2 separate regions of the Homo sapiens genome follow, and region 2 is linked to region 1. A link is an interaction called in ENCODE POLR2A ChIA-PET data of the cell type or tissue named here. Cell type or tissue: OCI-LY7. All regions are shown on one strand. Links, peaks and the distances in the headings refer to the core of each region. The heading gives the core; the rest is flanking DNA.

Region 1 (6,280 bases), core at 876-5,875:
TGTATCAAAAAGGAAAAAAAAAAAGAAAGAAAGAAAAAGAAAAGAAAAAAACCACCCATGATCCTACTAACCATAGGTAATCACTGTAACATTTTGACACATATAATCTTTTTACTTTTTTCTGACACAGTCTCGCTCTTCACCCAGGCTGAAGTGAGGTGGTGTGATCATGCCTCACTGCAGCTCGACCTTCTGGGCTCAAGGGATCCTCCCACCTCCTTAGCCTCCCAAGTAGCTGGGACTACAAGCATGTGCCACAACATACAGCTAATTTTTGTATTTTTTTGGTAGAGATAAGGTTTCACCATGTCACCCAGGCTGGTCTCAGGATTACACACGTGTGAGCCACCACACCTGGACATCTTTTTACTTTTTTATATGCCACATATATTTGTAACTCCAACCCCAAATGGGATTCTGTCATATAAATTGGCTTGTTTATTTATTTTTGAGACAGAGTCATGTTCTTGTTGCCCAGGATGGAGTGCAGTGGCACAATCTCTGCTCACTGCAACCTCCACCTCCCAGGTTCAAGCAATTCTCCTGCCTCAGCCTCCCGAGCACCTGTGATTACAGGCACATGCCACCACACCCGGCTAATTTTTGTATTTTTAGCAGAGACGGGGTTTCACCATGTTGGACAGGCTGGTCTCGAACGCCTGACCTCAGGTGATATGCCCGTCTCAGCCTCCCAAAATGCTGGGATTACAGGCATGAGGCACTGCGCCTGGCCAATTGGTTTCTAATCTGTCTTTTCATTAAACAATCCATTATACATACCCTTCCATGTTCATGTTAAATAGACTTTTGAGACTTTGAAGCCAATGTGAATTTTTGGATATTGCTCTTCAAACTGGCTAAAAACCTTGGAGTCATCTTTGACTCTTCCTTTTCTTACATCCTCCATCTAATCCACTAGGAAATTCTGTTGGCCGTATCTTCCACATATACCCAGAATCTGACCACTTTTCCTTCACCCCACTGCTACCATGCTGGTCAGACCCATTGGAAAGGCTTTTCCTGCATCTAATCTTATTCCCCAGTTCAGTCTATTCTCAAAACAGCAGCGGAAAGGAAATGCATTTCTTTTTCTTTTTTGAGACCGAGTTTCGCTCTTGTTGCCCAGGCTGGAGTCCAATGGCGCAATCCCGGCTCATGGCAACCTCCACCTCCCGGGTTCAAACGATTCTCCTGCCTCAGCCTCCTGAGTAGCTGGGATTACAGGCATACACCACCATACCTGGCTAATTTTTGTGTATTTTTAATAGAGATGGGGTTTCTCCACATTAGTCAGGCTGGTCTCAACTCCTGACCTCAGGTGATCCGCCCACCTCGGTCTCCCAAAGTGGTGGGATTACAGGTGTGAGCCACCACGCCCGGCCTAGGAAATGCATTTCTTATCTGTTCAAAACCCTCTATGGGCCATTTCATTTAAAGTAAAAGGAAAATTCCTTAAGATGGCAAACAAGTTCCCACTAGACCTGGCCCAATTATCTCTCTGACCTTATATCCTACTCACTCTCTCATGCACTCTGCTCCTGCCACATTGGCCCCTTGTTGAGACAGGAACTAGGTAGAGATTAGGGTGGAGAGAGCAGTCTTGCCAAGTACAGGGTAAGAGCCTATCTTTAAAATTTTGTCCATTATGGATTTTTTGCATTAATTTTGATTTTTGAACTGGTACATTCAAATATTATTTATTTTGATTATTGAGTTTTTAAGGCACTGTCAAATTTTGAACCTAAAGCAAGTAAACTGCTCACTTCATGCTAGTTCTGGCCTTGCTGGGCACCCTTCACTTCTACAATAGCTGTTACTTCTGCTTGGTCTATTCTTCCTGCAGTATTCATTGCTTCACCTCAAGTCTTTGTTCAAATTGCACCTTCTTAATAACATCTACCCAGACCACTCTAGTTTAACTGCAACGTCCTCCTCTCTGCTACTATTCCCTATAGCTCCATCTGATTTCTTTCTTTTCCCATAGGATGTATCACTTTTTTTTTTTTTTCGAGACAGGGTCTCGCTCTGTCACCCAAGCTGGAGCGCAGTGGCACGATTACAGTTCACTGCAGCCTTGACCTCCCAGGTTCAAGTGATCCTCCCACCTCAGCCTCCTAGGTAGTTGGGACTAAACACATGTGCCACCAAGCCTGGCTAATATATGTATACATATTTTTTGTAGAACAGGATTTCACCATGTTGCCCAGGCTGGTCTCGAACTCCTGTACTCAAGCAATCTACCCTCCTTGGCCCCCCAAAGTGCTGGGATTACAGGTGCATCTGGTCAATGTATCACTTTTTAACATACTTGAAGTTATATTTATTGTTTATAGACTGTCTTCCTTTCCCCCAACCACAACATAAGCTCCCTCCTCTAGAACAGTGCCTGGCACGTAGAAAGCACTGAATTCAAGGAAATAATGTATCCAAAGAAAGTAAATTTGGAGGCCGGGCGTGGTGCCTCACGCCTGTAATCCCAGCACTTTGGGAGGCCGAGGCCGGCAGATCACCTGAGGTCAGGAGTTTGAGACCAGCCTGCTCAACATGGAGAAACCCTGTCTCTATTAAAAATACAAAATTAGCCGGGGTGGTGGCGCATGCCTGTAATCCCAGCTACTTGGGAGGCTGAGGCAGGAGAATCGCTTGAACCCGGGAGGCAGAGGTTGTGGTGAGCCAAGATTGCGCCATTGGACTCCAGCCTGGGCAACAAGAGCAAAACTACATCTCAAAACAAACAAACAAACAAACAAACGAAAAGAAAAAAAACAAAAAAAAAAAGAAAGTAAATTTGGGGGCTGGACATAGTGGCTCACACCTGTAATCCCAGTACTTTGGGAGACCGAGGTGGGCAGATTCCTTGAGCTCACAAGTTCAAAACCAGCCTGGGCAACATGGTAAAACTCCATCTCTACTAAAAACACAAAAAATTAGCCAAGCGCGGTGGCACGCACCTGCAATCCCAGCTACTCAGAAGGCTGAGGTGGGGGATGGCTTGAGCCTGGGAGGTGGAGGATACAGTGAGCTGAGATCGCGCCACTGTACTCCAGCCTGGGCAAGAGAGCCAGACTGTGTCTCAAAAAATAAAATAAAATAAGAAAGTAAATTTGAACTTGCATCTTCCCAATATTCAGTAAATCTGCATTAGCTCACTGGAATATAAAGTTTTATCACTACAGTACTAAAATATTGATGAAATCTGTAACTCTGTGTTCAACTGAATGAAAATTGAAGTACTTTAACAATGACACAAATAGGGATGGCAGTGCATTCATGATTATTATAATTTCTTTTGTTGCTAACTTCTGTTTTGACTTCTGTAATTTATGTTCACAGGCTGTTTCCTTAGCCAATGCTATTAATCCTAACTGGGTTTTTTTTCTCCCCATGTCCAAAGCACAATATTGATCTACTCCCTTGTGATGTTATTACAGTATTCAGACTTATCAGTAACAAAAAACAAGGAAGTCATTCAAACCTTCATCCTCACCCTGTGGTGAAAGCTGAATTCAATGAGATATGCCAAACCCTTCTATAACCGCCAGTGCTCGTGATCTGGCCTAGCCAGAGGAGCTCTTTCTGTCATTCTGAAACAGTAAAGAGCTTCTCAAACTTTTCTCCCATTATTGCTCTACCACCCCAGGAACTTTTTAGACTTCCCCCAACTTTCATTCTTATACCCAGGAAATTTTAATACACACAAAAATACTGTATACCTATTTGTACTTTATTGTGTATCTATCTGTGCTTACATAACAAAAGTGTTGACCGGGCACAGTGGCTCAAGCCTGTAATCCCAGCACTTTGGGAGGCCGAGGCAGGCGGATTGCCTGAGCTCAGGAGTTCTCAACCAGCCTAGGCAACATGGTGAAAGCCTGCCTCTACTAAAATACAAAAACTAGCTGGGCGTGGTGGCAGGCTATAGTCCCAGCATACTTGGGAGGCTGAGGCAGGGGAATTGCTTGAACTCGGGAGATGGAGGTTTCAGTGAGCTGAGATCGTGCCACTGCACTCCAGCCTGGGCGACAGAGTGAGATTCCGTCTCAAAAAACAAACAAACAAAAAAAAGGGTGTTTTGTTTTTTTTTTTTGCCCTCTTTTTCAAGAATGCATGAATTAAGTGAACCAAAATGAACACTTCTGTTTACCATTGCTAAAGTGCTGGGCACTGTGGTCAGTATTTCATGTGCACCATCTCCTCTAATCCTTAAAATGTAGGACTAATCTCCATTTTACAGCTGAGGAGACTGAGGCTCCAAGAAGTCAAACAACTTAGCCGAATTTCAATTAGTATGTTGAAAATCTAGAAGTAAAAAAGGGTACCCAAACTCTAAAACCCATATTCTCAAGATCTGAGCTCCTAGGCTCCCCTAGACTTTGTCGTCTTAAAACTTCAACCCTTTGGCCGGGTGCAGTGGCTCACGCCTGTAATCCCAGCACTTTGGGAGGCCGAGCTGGGTGGATTGCCTAAGGTCAGGAGTTTGAGACCAGCCTGGGCAACATGGTGAAACCCCGTCTCTACTAAAAATACAAACGTTAGCCGGGTGTGGTGGTGCATGCCTGTGATCTCAGCTACTTGGGGGGCTGAGGCAGGAGAATTGCTTGAACTCGGGAGGCGGAGGTTGCAGTGAGCCGAGATTGCGCCACTGCACTCCAGTCTGGGCGACAGAGCGAGACTCCTTCTCAAAAAAAAAAAAAAAAAAAAAAATTCAACCCCTACCTTTAACAAATCATGTAAGAAATGTTTTGGTGACTATACGGCAACAGGCTATAATTTATGTTTGTTTGTTTGTTTTTTTGTCAGGGAAGTACTAACTGCAAAAACAACTGTACTAATTTTTTTTTCTTTTTATTCTTTTTTTTTTTGAGACGGAGTTTCGCTCCTGTTGCCCAGGATGGAGTGCAAGGGTGCGATCTCAGCTCACTGAAACCTCTGGTCTCTCAGGTTCAAGTGATTCTCCTGCCTCAGCCTCCTGAGTAGCTGCGATTACAGGTATGTGCCACCACGCTTGGCTAATTTTGTATTTTTAGTAGAGACAGGGTTTCTCCATGTTGGTCAGGCTGGTCTCGAACTCCCGATCTCAGGTGATCGGCCCGCCTCAGCCTCCCAAAGTGCTAGGAATACAGGCTTGAGCCACCGTGCCTGGCAACTAATTTTTTTTTAACAGTCTTCATTGTTGATAATAGTTTAAAAACTTCAAACATACTGTAAGAATGCATGATAAATCACAGATCCAACAAGGGCAAAGTTAAATTTGTAATCAAAAACAAAAACACAGGATAAACAATACAAAAACAAAAACAGTTAAGCAGTCTTACCATTATAAAGAGACCACCATTTTGTTCAACTTCAGCGGTTTCCATCAGAAGTTCAATTGCCTTTTTGTTACCAATAATCCTCACTACTCGGGCTATCAGGTCTTTCTTTGGTTCCTGTAACCTGATGAGAAACAAGTAAAATTATCCTCTTTGTTTGTTGTACAAAGTTGAAGAAATCTACCTTAGTCACCAGCTAGAATAAAAATCTGATTCTAGTAACTTTTGGTTTTCTAAATCTTCAATATTTAATCTTGGAATCACTGACATGTAAATATTCCTAATCTTGGGTCACAGAAGGAGATGGTAACCTCAAGTTTCCATCTAAACTCTCATAATTGGCTTATTTGTCTTATTGGATTATAGCAGATTTCAAAATGCACATGCAGCACGATGAATGCAGGTCTGAATGCAAAAGATGATAAAGGCAGTCCACTATTGTCAAAATAAATAACAGACATATATACTTTCAATTATTACGCCTAAAAGCTAAGGCTCACATAATTCCAGAGATGTCTGGAGCTTTAAAATGGGATAGGACCTTTCCCTCATAGACTCCCTGCCTCAGAACAAAAAATAGAAACAGCTAATATTTACTGATGGCTTATTATGATTATAATAAGCACAATCCTAAGAACCTTACATGCACTATGCCAGCTGATTCTCTCAAGAATGTACAAGATAGGTACTATCGTTTTCATTTTGTCACTGAGAGGTTAGAAACATAGGTAGCCTAAGTAATTCTTCCAGTGTCAAAGCTCACACTCTCAACAGATCAAGAATTCAGCTGGGTGTGGTGGCTCACACCTATAATCCCAGCATTTTGGGAGGCCGAGGTGGGTGGATCACCTGAGGTTGGGAGTTCGAGACCAGTCTGACTAACGTGGAGAAACCCCGTCTTTACAAAAAATACAAAATTAGCTGGGTGTGGTGGCACATGCCTATAATCCCAGCTACTTGGGAGGCTG
Region 2 (6,280 bases), core at 612-5,611, 840 kb before region 1:
TCACAGTGGTCTAAGATAGAACAAGATGACTTTTCTTTCACTAGCGCTGGTTGGTATTTTGCTGAATATCAATTCATATATTCCTTTGAGCTAAATTATAAATGTAATTAAGACTCCTAAAAAGTCTCCTTTAATGTTAGATGATGTTACCAATAAGCATATTGTGAGTCTCGTATGTAAATAATTTTACTGTGGTTAGAAATACTCATCCTATTGATAAAAATGGTATAGAATACAGATAAAAGTTAGGAATTTGTACAGCGAGCGTGATAACGACTACACTATGGAAATGACTAAGAATTTGTATTCACCAGTAAAACATTTTTATTTCCATAGAAAGAGGCATTCCCACAGGGATCAGTTCCTATGACTGGCTCAGAGAACTTGACACTGCTTACAGGAGAAGCAGTGTTTAAGGGGAGCAGTCAGAAGATCAACTTTGAAATCTGGCTTTACCCCTTTCCTTCTTTGAAATTTCAGACAAGAGGGTTAACCTCTCTGTGCCTCCCAGTCTACTCCTCTACAAAACAAGATTCACAGGAGAGAGTCCACCCAGGAGGATCATCCAATTTAGCAAATGGGCCAAGTGTGGTGGCTCATGCCTGTAATCCCAGCACTTTGGGAGGCTGAGGCAAGAAGATCACTTGAGGTCAGGAGTTTGAGACCAGCCTGGCCAACATGGAGAAACCCTGTCTCTACTGAAAATGCAAAAATCAGCCAGGCATGGTGGTGCACATCTGTAATCCCAGCTGCTTGGGAGGCTAAGGCAGGAGAATCACTTGAATCCAGAAGGCAGATCTTGCAGTGAGCCGAGATCGCGCCACTGCACTACAGCCTAGACGACAGAGCGAGACTCTGTCTCAAAAACAAAAACAAAAACAAAACAAAACAAAACAAAACATTAGCAAATGAAAATACACAAAGGTCAGTTATATTAAAATTTAAAAGAAACAAAAAATAATCTTTAGTGTACATCCCATGTAATATCTGTGATATGTTTATACAAAAAAATGTGTTGCTTATCTATCTGAAATTCAAATTTAACTGGGATTTCTGGCACCTACCTCCAAATAAATGTACGTGAAAGGATTTGCTATCCGTAAGACACTGCACACCTGTAAGTTACTACATCATCAAACTCCTGTCTGAAAATATGGGTTACAGGCTTGGAAACTGCACTGCATAATTAATGGTATATCACAGAAGTTCTTTAAGTATGGACCAAGCATTCCTGCCCCCTTTTCAGGAGGCCTATGAGATCAAAACTATATATACACATATATATTTTAAGAGGTGAGTCTCGCTATGTCATCCAGATCAGACTCAAACTCCTGGGCTCAAGCAATCCTCCTGCCTCAGGCTCCCAAGTAGCTGGGGCTATAGGCCTGTGCCATTGTGCCCAGCTGCAAAACTATTTCCATAACAATACAACAACAATATTTGCCGTTTTCACTCTAATTCTCTTTCAAGTGTACAGTGGAGTTTTTCAGAAGCTACATAAAGTATGAGATCAAAACCAACTGAACGTAAAAGCAGACATGATAATCCAGCTATCTTCTATTAAGCTGGACATTAAAGAGATTTTTTTATAAAAATGTAAAATAGCATTGCTCTTCTCGCTAATTTTGAAGGGTTTTGGAAAATGTAGTTTTTTTTAATAAAAACACAATTTATGTTACCATGAAATGTGATTATTATTAATTTAAATAAATTAACATTCTATTTTTTCCAGTTTTTATTTACATATTAAATTTCATTTAGTATGGTAAATATAAATAGATATAGCCCCTATCAACAGAAGCTCTTTTGGGTCCTCAATAAATTTTAAGAATGCAAAGGAGTCCTAATTTCAAAAAGTTGCCCGAACCACTGATCCACTGTATTCCTGTTGGTATCTCTGATTCCTCACCTGAAAGGGAAGGGGATCTCAAGTACAGATACCCTATATCAAAAGAGAACAAGGAAGAGCACACAGCTGTGAGCCAAGCTGACAGGGTCCAATACTAGCTCTAACATTTAACAGGCGATGAGGTCCTGTGCAAGTAACATAACCTTGTTATGACTCAGTTTCTCAACTGTAACATGCAGATGGTGATAACAATAGTACCCACCTATTAGAGTACTTGTGAGAATTAAGTTAACAGGCATAGAGCAAGAATGTAAGCTACGAGCAGGCAGAGATCCCAATCTCTTTTGATCAATTCCTGGCACATAGTAGGAACTCAATAAATGTTTGTTGAATAGATAAAGCCCTTAGGACAGTAGATAGCCCTGTACAGGTGTTAGGCATAATTCTGCTATTGTGCTTTTTGATGCAAGTTTTCAATAGAACACCTTGGCACAAACAGAGATCCGTGACTGTTTCAGGGACTGACAGGTCAAGGTGCTTCTGGGGACGTGCGTTGGGAGAACTCACCGAGCTCGTTGAGGTAGCCGCCATGTTTCCAGTCAGCCGGCAATGTCCCAGTGCAGTCCCCCACAGGGCCTCTCTTCCCAGGGTTCACATTTTTAAGATTCACAAACAGTTGATTGTTTTTTGACTGTTAAAAATATAAACAACGAAAGATTAAAAACAAAATACAATGCGGCACAGCACAGCGTTATGGACCTGGGGAAAAGTCCAGGGCACATATTGAGGACCAGTCCTTAGAGTGACCTGAGCTCAGGGGCCGAGGTGACTGCTTGTAACCTGGTGGGACTTGCAAGCTGGCAGGAGTTCATGTCCTTCAGTCCTAGCTACTCCCTCCACCACCTCAAGATCTTCATTTCACTCTGTCATCCTGTGCCAATTAGACCTTATTTGGATTTATACACATGTAACTTTGATTTGGAAAAAAAAAAAAAAAAAGAACTCTTGGTCTAAGTTCTTCCATCAAAAATTGTATGTTTGTGTGAATCACAGGTGACTCTTAGCAGTTATCCTAGGCGTAAACATGAGGATAAGATTATCTGCTTTGCCTCCTTCCCTGAATTTGTATGAGAATAAATTGATGAATGTGAAAGTCTCTGGGGTATGTGGAGTGATATTTAACCATGAAGCACTATAATTAAAATCTATAGCTGCATTAATTAAATTACAACTGGATTAACTTAATTAGCTTGATTTTTTTTCTAATAGAGCACTGGAATTAGACAACAGAGATTAGAAATATAATTTGGGTATGACTGGAAGAAAGAAATGTTTGAGACTTCAGAGCATTGTGGGGAAGACCTGGGGTGAGTTGGGTGCTATTGGAGTAGCAGCTCTGGGTTCTAGACACTCTGTCTCCAACCTCTCTGTGACTCAGTTTCCTCATCTGTAAAATCGGCATAATAATCACTCTTGATTTATAGGACTGGTGTGAAGATTAAATGAGTTTATATTTTTAAGTGATTAGAAATGCTTGGCACATAATATTAGGTTGTTGCTATGTGACCACTGTTGACCTACAAAAATAGCAATTTCATGTGGTTCAACCCAAATCAGTGCCTATTACTGTTGTTGTTACTAAAGCACAGGTGGCCAGGAACGGGTACTGGAGGACGGGCGGTCAGAAGAGACACACTTGGAGATTTTGCCCACGGCTGATTCTGCTATAGGTCTTTATGTTTTTGTTAATGTCATTATGAGTCATTATTTTAAAATCTCATGTAAAATTAGAAACGTTTTTCTAAAGCGGTGTAATGGAAACAGTACAGATTGTAGAGACAGAGAGACTTTGACTCACACAGCAGCTGCCTCACTCATTATCGGGCAGCTATGTCTGGAAGTAACTTAAACTCCCTACTACTCAGGTTTTCATCAGTAAACTTGAGATTCCCAAAGCACACTCAGAGGACTGTTTAGAGGAATAAATTAGATAATATATGTAAAGTACCTAGAACAGCCTCTGGTGAACAGCGGCCCTCAATAAATGCTGGTTCCCTTCCTCTCTCCCCAGCCCACTTCCAAAGACTTGAACCAATTCCTCTCACCTTCGTGACAGTCATCCTGTCCCTGTTGTTGACGTGAGGGGATGTGGCACACTGGGTGAGCGTGTGGTAACTGGGATTGGTGAAGTAGTGGCTATTAGCGTTTCCACCATTGCTGTGAGGAAGGGTTCCTGCAAGAAGGGAAGGAAATGGTTAAGGCAGCAGGCTCCCATAAATGTGTGTGAAAAAAGGGAATCAAAATAACAAAACAGGCCCAGCGAGGTGGCTCACGCCTGTAATCCCAGCACTTTGGGAGGCCAAGGCGGGCAGATGACGAGGTCAGGAGATCGAGACCATCCTGGCTAACACAGTAAAACCCCATCTCTACTAAAAGTACAAAAAAAATTAGCCGGGCACGGTAGCATGCGCCTGTAGTCCCAGCTACTCGGGAGGCTGAGGCAGAAGAATCGCTTGAACCCCGGAGGTAGAGGTTACAGTGAGCCGAGATCGCACCACTGCACTCCAGTCTGGTGACAGAGCGAGACTCCATCTCTAAATAAAAAAACAAATAAATAAATAACTGAACAAATGTCCGGACTCCTTCCATATCACAAGCTGGGCAGAATCTCCTCCTGCCCAGCCTACTCAGCAAAGCTTCTAGAAGCAACAGGCCTCTACCTTCCTAACTGCCTCCTTGGAAAAGTATGAAAGCTTGTGAACAAATGTGAAACTGAAAGAACCAATTATTTAAGATCCATAGGAGTGGCTGCCTAGGCCTAAATTTAAAATCGAGTCAAGCAGGCCTTTGCTGACTAAGGATCACACCTGTACTCTGAGTTCCCTGAAAACCCAGCTTTTTATCTTTGGGTCTTTCAGAGCTCAGCTGAACCAACCAATCAGAGCTTACCTGCCTTAGCTAATCAGGGCTTAGCTTTATCAAAGGATCAGGGTTCCGCTGTGTCAACCAACCAGAACTCAGCTGCACTGATCAATTAGAATTAAACCAGTTTCAATCCTTCACTTTCCTAAAAGGGCCTGATTGGAAGCTGGGTGGGGACTTTTGCTATAAAACCCAAGCCTTCCCTTTGTTCTCTGAACTGCACTTTCATTTTACACTGGCTGCAACTCCTGGGTTTGCAAACCGTTCACTGGAATAAAATCTCTTTCCCCCAAATTCCTTTTCAGAGAACTTTTGTTCACAGTATCCACAGATAACTGCTCTTTGCTTTGGGGCTGGTACAGCTGGGAAGGTATCATTTGAAGCTACTCTGCAACTTTCCTTTTTTTAAACACTTGAGTTCTTGACACAATAATTCTGCACTGAAAATGCACTACTATGTAAATCAGCTACTTCTCATATTTCCACGGAATTTTGTAGTTTTAAACATGTAACCAACCAGAAGGCCTTCAATAATCACCCAAAAAGTAATAAAGATTTTAAACTTTTAAATTCCTCCATGTAAATGGTTGCTTCTACTGATGATTGATTATAATTTTATTTTTCCTTTTATGAGGCATTGTGACAGAACAGAAAAAATCAAGAGTTTTCTTAAAGGGCTGCCTTGGTTCTTGCTAATACCAAAAAGCTGTTTCTGATATAACTTTGTTCCCTTCAGTTAACGATTCGGGTAGGCCTAGGGAGAGGCTGGGAAGCACATAGAAAGTACCCTCATTCAGAGACAGGAGAACTGGTCCCTAATCTGATCCATGACCTTGGTAAACTTATCATCCTCTCTTCCTCCTCACCCCCCTCACATATGACAAAAGCTTGAGGCTGGATACAAAGCTCCTTATGGATTGAAATTCCCTAAATCTAAACCACAAACACAATGAGCTCAATTTTAAAACCCTTATAGCAAACCACAGAATGACAATTTACTATTGTTGAAATAAAAAACTCATCTCTAGCAATGTATACCTTTTCCAAACATAGAATTCTCTCAATGAGAATTGACAGAAACAATGGACAGCACAGCCAAACACCCAGTTTTAAAGAACCCGAATGAAATTTAACTTTTCAAGAAGCAAAATGCCTCTCCTGCCTCTGCTCTTACCTGAAATGGTATAATCTGCATTGACGACCCTCATAGCAGGGGTGTAGGTAACTGCTGGCATGCTTGATTCCTTTCCCTTCTGCTTGTGTCTATAAATAATGAACAATGCCAGTAGGAAGAGAACAACTAGGACAAGAATGATGATGCCTGCAATGGCCCCGATCTGGTAGGAATCAGCAGGGAGAGCAGTACTGGTTCGGCTTAAGCTGTTCAGATTTCCAACTATGATAACACCAGCTAGAAAAAGAAGAGAGACTTGAGAAAGGATGACAATGTGCTGGATAAACGTTTGATCTCTACTTACAAAAACCTCCTTCTGTGCTAATGCCTGCATA

What was found. ChIA-PET counts read pairs that join two places held together with the same protein. Peaks named below come from ENCODE experiments on the same cell type or tissue, not always from the same donor. Only the 100,000 strongest peaks of a DNase experiment are listed, where the experiment ranks them.
Region 2: POLR2A ChIA-PET joins it to region 1 with 8 read pairs; 2 of 35 experiments call an interaction of 5 or more read pairs at or near these places.

Annotation. Positions count from the first base shown.
Region 1 is chr5:126,607,520-126,613,799 of GRCh38, reverse strand. PHAX (phosphorylated adaptor for RNA export) reads right to left here. Exons shown (of 5, transcript NM_032177.4): 3 at 5,316-5,436. Among named protein-coding and RNA genes, the nearest start is that of PHAX, 9.7 kb to the right of the region's middle. In OCI-LY7, for the core only: no CTCF peak of the experiment used is centred there; a DNase peak (open chromatin) is centred at 2,969; H3K4me3 peaks cover 3,974 bases; H3K27ac peaks cover 5,000 bases.
Region 2 is chr5:127,445,359-127,451,638 of GRCh38, reverse strand. It overlaps MEGF10 (multiple EGF like domains 10), which reads right to left. Exons shown (of 25, transcript NM_001256545.2): 20 at 5,946-6,182; 21 at 3,955-4,082; 22 at 2,417-2,540. Among named protein-coding and RNA genes, the nearest start is that of PRRC1, 69 kb to the left of the region's middle. In OCI-LY7, for the core only: no CTCF peak of the experiment used is centred there; no DNase peak of the experiment used is centred there.